2 separate regions of the Homo sapiens genome follow, and region 1 is linked to region 2. Evidence: chromatin loops called from intact Hi-C (ENCODE). Cell type or tissue: adrenal gland. All regions are shown on one strand. Each heading gives the region's core, and the rest is flanking DNA. Links, peaks and the distances in the headings are about the cores only.

The links. Hi-C counts contacts between places; a loop is a spot of excess contacts. Peaks named below come from ENCODE experiments on the same cell type or tissue, not always from the same donor. Only the 100,000 strongest peaks of a DNase experiment are listed, where the experiment ranks them.
Region 1: a loop joins it to region 2, with 2.7 times the contacts of the local background. A loop is called at or near these places in 6 of 110 quality-filtered maps.

The regions. Positions count from the first base shown.
Region 1 is chr10:88,399,812-88,405,199 of GRCh38, forward strand. All of the region lies in intron 4 of RNLS (renalase, FAD dependent amine oxidase), which reads right to left. Among named protein-coding and RNA genes, the nearest start is that of RNLS, 180 kb to the right of the region's middle. In adrenal gland, for the core only: a CTCF peak has its summit at 2,320; no DNase peak of the experiment used is centred there.
Region 2 is chr10:87,848,464-87,853,851 of GRCh38, forward strand. No RefSeq gene overlaps it. Among named protein-coding and RNA genes, the nearest start is that of KLLN, 12 kb to the right of the region's middle. In adrenal gland, for the core only: CTCF peaks have their summits at 2,488 (motif pointing right) and 2,687; a DNase peak (open chromatin) is centred at 2,488.

The sequences.
Region 1 (5,388 bases), core at 191-5,190, 550 kb after region 2:
GCTTAAAACAACAGAAATTTATTTTCTTAGAGTTCTGGAGTCTATAAGTCAGCAGTTTCATTGGGTAAAAACCAAGTTGTTGGTAGGGTTCACTGTCCCAGAAGGATCTAAGGGAGAAGTTGTTCCTTGACTCTTCCAGCTTCCGGTGGCTGTCAGCATTCCTTGCCTTGTGGCTATTTCACTCGAATCTCTTACTCTGTGGTCACATTGCCTCCTCAGTGTTTCTGTCAAATCTTTCTTTGCCACTCTCTTATAGGGACACTTGTGACTGGATACAGGGCCCACCTGGATGATCCAGGTTAAGCTCTCCATCTAAAGATCTTTAACTTAATCACATCTATAAAGACCTTTCCTTCCTTATAAGGTAACATTTACAAGTTCCAGAGAATAGAATTTAATATATTTGAGTGGCCCATTATTAACCTGTGGGGTTTCATAGGATTGAAAATTACCAATCTACAAGATAGAGTCTCTTTAGCATGACATACAGGAATCCCTATTTTCCTTTGATCTCCCTTTGTAGCTTCATTTATTTCCTCCTCAGATTCTCTGGTCTAGTCACATTGAACATAATGCAATCTTTTGTCATACATCCATGCCCTTGTATATACTGTTCACTCCACTGAATATACTCTTTCCTCTTTGTCACACTTCCAATCTTTCGGGACCTTATTAATCACCTCTCTGTGAGTACTAGGAAGTGATATCTCTATCCTCTTTACTGTGTGCTGCTTCCATTTTGAAACATATCATATGACATTTTATGAATCTGTTTACATTCCTGGTTAATCTACTAGACCATATTTGTCAAATGCAGGGATAACATCATATTAACTTCCTTATGTGTTAAGAACGGGGCTTGACATATAAAATACATGTATCTTGAATGAATGACTTAAGAGTTTATTATTGATGTGCCATTTTAAGTACCCAAGCATCAGGAACAGGCATTTATTAAATTCTACTTATTTAGGACTTTTGCTGCTTATGGGAGGGTCCTTGTTTCTCAATTTTGAGAGTTTTCAATGCCCCTATGTGACCTAGATTTGTTTAGAAGAATACCTTAACTTTTTACAAATACAGATATGTAACTCAAATTCCTTAATGTACTATTCAATATAATTTATTGAATATTATTTCCTAGATATTATAATTTTTAAATAATATTCAGTTCTTCTGTCCTTTAATGAACATTTTAATTTTCCTTCAGAAAACAATAATTCAAATTGTATTGGATGTTGAATTCCAGGAGTTCTCCCAATTTCCCCCCTACTCACCCCTTTTACCATAACCTTATGGTTGCCATTGATTTGTAAGGTAAATTTCACCTTTAGGAAAGACACACTTCAGAGAAATGCACTTCTGATTATTCTGAGAAAAATCAATTGAAAAATCAATGTGACAAAAAAGAAAAATCAACATGCTTTCCATAAACCAGAAGTTATAAATTCTTTCTAAATACAGTAAACATATTCTTAGTAAATTAACCATAATAAATATTGAGACAGGTCTTTATAACATATATGTTGAAATTCGGTCCTAGAAAACATTGGACTAGTTGAACAGAACTCAGTTACTCTTAGCATTCACAGCCTCAGAATGTCAAAATACTAAACACCAGAATAGAGTGTTCTAATTATTTATTGAAAATGAGTTTTTTAGTAAATTAAAAGTTAGTCAGAGACTTTCTTTTTCTGATGGTTCAAGATTTTGCATTGCCCAAGTGTTAGAATTATCATGAGCAATTCTCTTGCAGTTCTACTGTAGGTTAAAAGTTTTATGGCTAAGGACTTGGAAATACCACACAAAATGATGTCTTATATCATCTTTTTGTTGTTGATTTGCTTATTTTTAAAAGATAATGTGGGGCAAAATTCTGGGCAGATACAGTATAGATGTACTTACATTCTACAAAAATAGAACAACTAAGATAGCAAAATCAAAGGCCCGCAGACAACATCTAAAGCAAAATGAGGTGACAGAATGTATGTGCATAAATCATACATGGCTGCTGAATTGGGAGGGTGTTTTGCCTAATCCAACTATGGGTAGTGCACAGTGTCTGTGACTCATTAAGGTCTTATGGTGCTAGATCAATCTGGGCCAGACAAATTCTTAAAAGCATTTAACCAAAGCCCCCTAACAAGACAGGATCCTATTCCACACTATGGAGAAACTCCTGGGAAGAGAATCCAAATTGAATAGGACTGGAGCAATAAGATACAGAAAAGAGAGGGTCTAGTTAAAAATGGGGTAGGAGCAGGGAAAGCACATTTCAAAGAATGAGGATTTTTTTATCATGCCTTTCAAAAGAGGGAGCTCTAGAGTTCTGAATCAAAAAAATTTATTCTTGCCCGCACCTCCCTTCTCACAGTACAGAAACACTTACTCACTGAAACCAACTGAGCAGCAGAATAAAACTGTCCATACAAAGGCATTATAAGACAAAATAGAAAGGGCAGAATAACTTCTCTACAGATGATGAAAGTATGCCAGAGAGACACATATGGGAGTTCCAGAAGAAGAAAATCAGAGCAATGAAACAGAACAAATACTAAACTTGTTTTTTAAAAGAAATATGATCGATATTACACATTGAAAGAGTGTATCATGTCTCTGGAAAAAAAAACCAATAACAGCCATTGCTGAGACATACTCTAACAAAACTAGGAGACTTTAATAGTTTTACAGCTAAAAGTTTCTTTTTTATAATACTAATAAATCGTTGGGGTTTCCAGGCAAAAAGACCAAGTCATTTATAATGAAAAGAAACTCAGATTATTATCAAACTTTTTGACAGCAACATTTTATGCAGAAGACAATGTAGTGTAAGCCAGAGACTTTATATCTAGCCCAAATGATATTTAAGTAAAAAGATGACATTCTATTTTATAGAATGTTCTAGAAAATTCTATCTTATAGAATGTTCCTGAGTTCCTGCACCGTTACTGAGTAATCTCTAAAAGTACAAGCTATAGACAAGCAGTTACGAATGAGATATTGACAAAAGTACTGACAAGTGGGCAATTAGTTAACAAGTGGAATGTTCTTTAGAAACATTCTAGCGAATAAAGTAAAATATATTTTTTGCAATTCCTAATGAATTAACAGACCTCAGCAATAGTTAATAACAGCTTATCTCCTGATAGAATAATACAATACTATAAAGTAGTCTCTCACGGCCCCCAGTGAATCTGATCAAGCCTCTGGACATAACCATCAATTTATAGGAAATACAAGACTCAGATGAATGTTAAGTGACATCATGGGGACGTTTTCAGCCAAATGCAGACCACAGAAACCATACAGGGCAAAAATAATCCCTGGTTTCTTCAACAAAAGATTACAAGGGGAAAAATGAGAAAAAAAACCTGTAGAATAAAAGAGATTTAAGAGACATATCAGTTAATTACTTATATTGCAATTGCATTTCTATTACAAAACCTTATTTTGATCTTGATCAAACATACAAACTTATATATACATGTGCACATATGAAGATCAAAGAAATATGAACATTGGCTGGCTATTTGATGATATTAATTTTGTGATGGTGTACATGGTAAATAGAAATTATTGTTAATATTTGTGCCTGTGATAACTTTTGTTATGGTTTAAAACAAGTACCTTTATCTTGGAGAAATATACACTGAAATATTTACAGATGAAATAATATGATGCCTGAAATTTCCATCAAATAATTTTGGGTCACATTGGGATTATAGATAAAACAAGGTTGACTATATGTTGACAATTGCTGAATCTAGATTCAATATTCTGTAATTTCTATATTTGCACACACTTGAAGATTTATATAATAAGCTTTAAAATAAAAGACAATTTAGTGGGAAGGACCCATTTTAATTAATTAAAGGATTCTTGTAGCTTTTTTTTTTCCTGGCTAACTAAAATACATAAATTTGTCTAGTTTAATACAGGATGGGCTGTGCCTGGGGGCTTCACCTGTAATCCAGGTGCTTTGCAAGGCCGATGCAGGAGGATCACTTGAGCTCAGGAGTTTGAGACCATCCTGGGCAATATAGGGAGACCCTGTCTCTACAAAATAAAACATAAAAAAAAAATTAGTTGTGTGTGGTGGTGCATGGCTATAAGACCCAGTTATTTGGAAGGCTGAGGCAGTAAAATCACTTACGCCAAGGAGTTCAAGGTTACAGTGAGCTATGATCACACCAATGAACTCCAGCCTCGGCAACAGAGCAAGGCCTTGCCTACAGAAAACAAAAAAGGACAAAAAAAATGGAAGTCTAGTTCTATAATCCATACTATTTACTGATAAGATTGTGGAATTTACAACAAAAGCAGTTTTCTGTTAAATTCCTTTAAACTTCTAATTTTCATATCATTCTCATCGGCAATCCTAGCTTGTTAACTTTGTTATTATACATGAGGTATGGTTGAAAGGCTTCAGTGTATTGTAGAAAGTGCATGCAACTGAGAATCAATTGATCTTGGTTTCAATCCTGCCTCTGTTCCCAAGAATCTTTGTGACCTGGGACAAATTGTTTAATCATTCTAAGCCTGTTTCATCATCTGGATAATGAAAGAGTTCTGTAAACTTCTCTACAATTCAGATATTACCACCTCTAAGGTGTTTTTCTTTCCCCCAGACATTTTATTCTGCTGAAAAAGTACTATGGGATTTTCCTAACGTCAAATAGGTAGAAGTTTAAAATGAGGTCTAAACCCCTAAGTCATAGGCCAAGTGACAATAGAATAGTAATGTATCCAGGAGACATAATTTTAAGTTAGAAGATGAGGAAAACATGGCTTAAGTTTGACGGGAAAGCTCTAAATATAAGAATGGATCCTAAACTTATGAGGAAGTAGCAAAATAATGCTACTGTGGAAAAATGAAGCTTGGTAACACAAGATGAATAAAGAACTGCAGCAAAGAGAAACCAGGAGGTTACCCAGACACTTGACTCAGCACTTCCCAAATTCTACCTCGTTTATTCTTAGGTATTAAGTGAAATACAGTGTACTTGGGAATGGCAGGCATGAACCTGTCAAAAAGGTCACAAAATAGGCAAAGCTAAGGCAACTAAGATCACTTGGCCCAGGGAATGCTGAAGTGGAGGGAAACTACAAAAACAATTCTTCAAATTGGCAAATAAATATTCTCCAGATGAAGATAAGCAGCTGTTTTAGTCAGCTGGGTAGTATCTGGGCTTATATTACAGAAGAGAGAATTATAGTTAGGCTTAGGAAAAACTTCCTGGTACCTGGCAGTTGGAAATGTTCCTTCTCTGGGGATCTTTAAGCACAGGGCCGAATACTGCCTTGAGATGATTTTAGTGTAGCCTTCTTGAAGTTGTGAGGATAACCAAATGTTGCATATCTAGTGATTTACATTCAAATCTCATAGAT
Region 2 (5,388 bases), core at 138-5,137:
TATGAGACACCAAATTTCTTTCTATAATGTGGCTTTTGACAACTTCTGGAAGTATTTTTATTCATGATTCTCACATTTCTTTCTTTAAAGGGCATCATTAGTCTACCATCAACCAAGATGTTATACAAAGACAGCATCGTAATTCATTTACATTGAGTGCCCTAAAGCACAAATGCCTTTAAGGCCTTCTTTACTCTCTATTAATTGCAAAATAAACAGATGTCTACTGGAGAAGGTTATTAGAAATAATTTGTGCAGTTTGGGAGAACTAGGGGTCAGGATTCCTTGACTCAGCTTCTGAAACAAACTCAAGCCCACTAAACCACCAAGGTAACTACATCCAGAAATCTGCAAACCAGAAAATGTTTGCCCTGAATAAGGTAAAGGACAAAAAAGAATAAGGGCAAACATTTTCTGGTTTGCAGATTTCTGGATGTAGTTGCAAAGGACAGTACATTTCAAAAACAGAGTAATGGCCATTCTCAAGCAGGACTCAGTTTAATTCTACTTGAAAAGAGTGAGAACATTTAATGTGCCAAATTCAAGTCATAAGGAAAAGTTGACCAGTTAATAGGACAAATGCCACAACATTGTAAAATAAACAAGATTTGAAATGCAGAAAATCCTATTTTACAATGAACAAGTCTACAAGAACACAAGAATAAAGCACACCTTAATTAAGTCCTCCCTCTTACTTGTTTCAACAGGTGAGGTAGGAAAACAGTGGTCCTATGAGTGGCAGCAGCCAATGGCCTGGGGCTGCACCCTGGGAGCTAGCCAAGACAAAGATGCCATGTCCAGAAAAGAAATTTCAGAAATGACTTATGGCTCAGAGCCATGTATGTAAATGAGGTTATTTTTTTTTTCTCTGAAAATGGTCTGTTTCTATCCATTAGCTTTCTCCCAGTTCCCTGACTTCATAAAATTTATGTTAAGGATTTGAAATATTCCCAGATTAATTTTCAAGTACCATGACTTTACTTAGAGACTTCATTTTTCTTTAGGGTTCCCTGCAATGCAAACCTGTACCTTCTTTAATAAATGTAAATATTTAAGCCACGTGAGGTGGCTCACACCTGTAGTCCCAGCACTTTGGGAAGCTGAAGCAGGTGGATTACTTGAGGTTCAGAGTTCAAGACCAGCCTGGCCAATATGGTGAAGCCCTGTCTCTACTATAAATACAAAAATTAGCCTGGCATAGTGGTGTGTGCCTGTAGTCCCAGCTACTTGGGAGGCTGAGGCAGTAGAATCGCTTGAACCCGGGAGGCAGAGGTTACAGTGAGCCAAGACTGCCCCACTGCACTCCAGTCTGGGCACTCCGTCTCAAAAAAGAAAAAAAAAAAAAGTAGTACATTTAGTACAATTAAGTAACAAAAATCTACAAAAGGGAACTGTTCTATTATATTTAGAAAAGATAAAATTTCCCTCCTAAGCTAGTTCTGACATTAGGTTTTTCTATGGTATTCTTTCTGAAGTTCCTACAAGAGAGAAAAATCTAAATCACAATAGGAGTATTTTTTGAACTTATTCTATTGATCTTAAAACATTGTTTAATAAGAGACTTATAACTGGGCAGGGCCTAGAACTGCTTTATTTTATTATTTAGTGTAACCATGAAATTAAACAGTGGTCTACCATTGGGGACCAAGGTCAGATTCAAAAAGATTTAAATATAAATTAAAGCTACTACACATTTATGTGGTTGAAAAATCAAAAGGTACAAAACAACAGCATCACATATGATATCACTTGTGGCCCTTGCAGTTGTGTAACTTGGCAGTCCTGTATATATCACCTTCCCAGGGGATCTCTCAGCCATATCAGTTTCTTGTATATTAATAAGGGGAATCTTGAAAGATAGAGGTCAAGAGGAGAAAAATAGGGATTGGAAGAAAGAATGGCAAGAGAGGGCAGGAGAAAGGAGAGTGGAACGATGGACGAAAAGGGAAAGACTGAGGCCTTATACAAAGGATTGGCAACTTTCTCCCAGCCCTCTCTTGCAGTTGTCCTTGGTGTGTGTGTGTATATTTGTACATGAATAGAAGAGGAAGAAATGGAAAGCTGGTGGGGGCGGGGGGAAGCCACTTATCTGGGGAAGGATAGTGGTGAGCCCTGGAGAATTTTTAACTTAGTGCATGCATTACTTGAATAAAGTTCCTTGTATTGCCTTTTCTGATATCATTTTTATCTAGACTCATCCAAGAATATGTTAGTATTTTGAGATTTAGCTTTTGGGAAAAAATTCAAAGCTAATAAGCATAAATATTTGTGCAAGAAAGAGAAGCAGATATGCAGACCTCTACCACCTCTTACCAGAGACAAACTAACCTTTCTCCAGCACACATTGGCCTGATGAAATCTAGAATTAAGCTTTCTCTCAGCACTGACCTGCCTCAGACTGCAAAGAGGTTTTCTAACTGGTTTTGAGCCATGATGAAGGTGCTGACTGTAACTGCATGGCAGCATTTTCATTGACTCCAACTCTTCAGCAGGTGGCAGCGTTCTCCTTGCTCCATGTGGGTTTGGTGTTTCCTTCCTTTCAAAAGAGCACGGGCCTCACAGTCCCTTTTCTGTCTGCGGTCCACATGTAACGGCTGCCTCCTTTATATTCTTGTCTGAAAGACACTCTCCCAGTAATCTTAGGAACTAAGGAGGAGAAACAAATTTGCAACATGTGGCTATTCATGTTTTAATGTTTGATCCTTAAGGTATTTAGCGTCATGGGCTAATTTCAAGGCACTTAAGGTTAGAGAGTGAACATCGGGAATCATTCATTCACTTATCCTTGTTTTTCTCCATCCCAAACCCTATTTATCATCTCTATTTAAGCAATCTCCTTGTTTTCTTTGTTCACTCCTTTCCAAGCCTTGAAAATGTCATTAAAAACCATCTCTAGTCAAATTTCTAACTAACTCATTTAGGTTTCTATACAAGCTAGACTTTCTTACCATCTTTATTCACTGATAGGGTATATCAGGGAATTCTCCGGGCTCCAACTGAGGATCCCTCACTGAGTTGCTGTGTAATCTGGGGCATGTAAACCCTTTGCGCCTCAGTTTCTTCATTTGTAAAATGAGATTGGTAAACTAGCGGGTCTATGAAGTTTTTTTCTAGCTCTTATGCACTGGATGATAAAGCAGTCTGCCACTCTCTTGAATGGAAGAAGATGGGGGTACTGTGCTGTCATATGATTATTTTTCGAGGACATTTTCTTTGAGCAGCAAAAGTTATTAAATAGTACAAAGAGTAAAAAATAGATCTGGTCAAGACCATTGATCTGGGGAAGAGAGGGTATTCAGGATAAGATACAGCCTGTCTACCACACATCTCTACTATGTACCATTTATGGCAGATATTCCCATGTATTTCTATTGTCCAGCAAACACCAAACAGACCCTTACGCTTAAATTCTGGAAATTCTTTAGGGTGCTCATTTATTTTAAAATACAATTAGAATCGAGCTTCTTTCCTGGTTATTTAATATTCTCTTGATAATAGACATATATTTTTAGTTTTAATTCTAATGGATGAAATCACCTTTCTACCTTATAAATATAATAATCATTGTAAAGAACCTTTGAACCATATAAAAAACAATAAATAAAAAGAGAAATTTATCTCCCTTGGAAGCCTTCCCTCTCTATCCTGCCCTCAGAGAGAATGTGTTATCTCATCTCTTATTCTTCCAGATAATTTGTATGTATTTATGCAAACACATGTATATATATATGTATTATCACTTTTGTTTTATTTCATTGAATTTTAATGAATCTTTTGGGAAATACATTAGTCCTAGAGTAGAATCATGCTGTAAAATAGATGAGTAAGCACATTAACAAACTAGAAGATTAAGGAGCAAAATAGAAAACAACTGAAAACATTCAGTTGCTAATCAAATTGTCAGCTGATAGGATTCTTAAATGACAGATATTCTAGGCAGAACTGACCTGAGAGAAGGACTACGTAAAATGGTCTGTTTTGGGGGGTTATTTATAGGGGATAGGACTAGGGTCATTGTGGAAGATGGCCACCAACAATTCCTCCATGCCTCTACACGCATGCCACCCTTCCCACCAAAAGGAGATGGAGTCTGTTTCCCCTCCCTTGAATCTTTTTTCAGCTTCCCCAGTAGCTAGAACTACAGGCACATGCCACCATGCCCAGCTAATTATTATTTTTTTGTAGAGACTGGGGTCTTGCTATGTTGTCCTGGCCTCAGGCAATTCTTCCCTCTCAGCCTCCCAAAATGCTGGGATTATAGGTATGAGCCACCATGCCTAGCTAATTTGGTTTTTAAATATTTTATTTTAAAAGAATTTTTTTTTTGAGGCAGAGTCTCGCTCTGTTGCCCAGGCTAGAGTGCAGTGGTGCGATTTCGGCTCACTGCAACCTCTACCTCCCGAGTTCAAGCGATTCTCCTGCTCCACCCTCCCAAATAGCTAGGATTACAAGCATGCGCCACCACTCCCAGCTAATTTTTGTATTTTTATTAGAGATGGGGTTTCACCATATTGGCCAGTCTGGTCTCAAACCCCTGACCTCAAGTGATCCGCCTGCCTTGGCCTCCCAAAGTGCTGGGATTACAAGTGTGGGCCATCGTGTGTGGCCTGGAAAAAATTCTAGACTTAGAAAAAAGTTGCAAAAATGGTATGGATTTTTTTTTTTTTTTTTTTTTTTGACACAGGGTTTCACTGTCACCAGGCTGGAGTATAGTGGTGCGATCACTGCTCACTGCAACTTTGACCTCCTGGGGCTCAGGTGATCTTCCCACCTCAGCCTCCCAAGTAGCTGGGACTATAGGCACACACCACCATGCCCAGCTAATTTTTGTATTTTTTGTAGAGACATGGTTTTTCCATTTTGCCCAGGCTGGTCTCAACCTCCTGAGCTCAAGCAATCTACCCACCTGGCCTCCCAAAGTGCTAAGATGACAGGAGTGAGCCACCATGCCTGGCCTGGTGTGGAGTTTACGTATACTTGTTATCCAGCAGCCCTAGTATTGATAACTTTTTTTTTTTTTAAAGAGATGGGGGTCTTGGCCAGGCACAGTGGCTCACGCCTATAATCCCAGCACTTTGGGAGGCCGAGGTGGGCGGATTGCGTGAGGCTAGGAGTTCAAGACCAGCCTGGCCAACATGGCAAAACCCCATCTCTACTAAAAATACAAAAATTAGCTGTGCGTGGTGGCATGCGCCCATAATCCCAGCTACTTGGGAGGCCAAGGTAAGAGAATCGCTTGAACCAGGAGGTGAAGGTTGCCGTGAGCCGAGATTGCACCACTGCACTCCAACCTGGCTGACAGAGTGAGATTCTGCCTCAAAAAAAAAAAAAAAAAAAATTCCCTGCTTTCAAGAGACGGGGTCTCACTATGTTGCCCAGGTTGGTCTC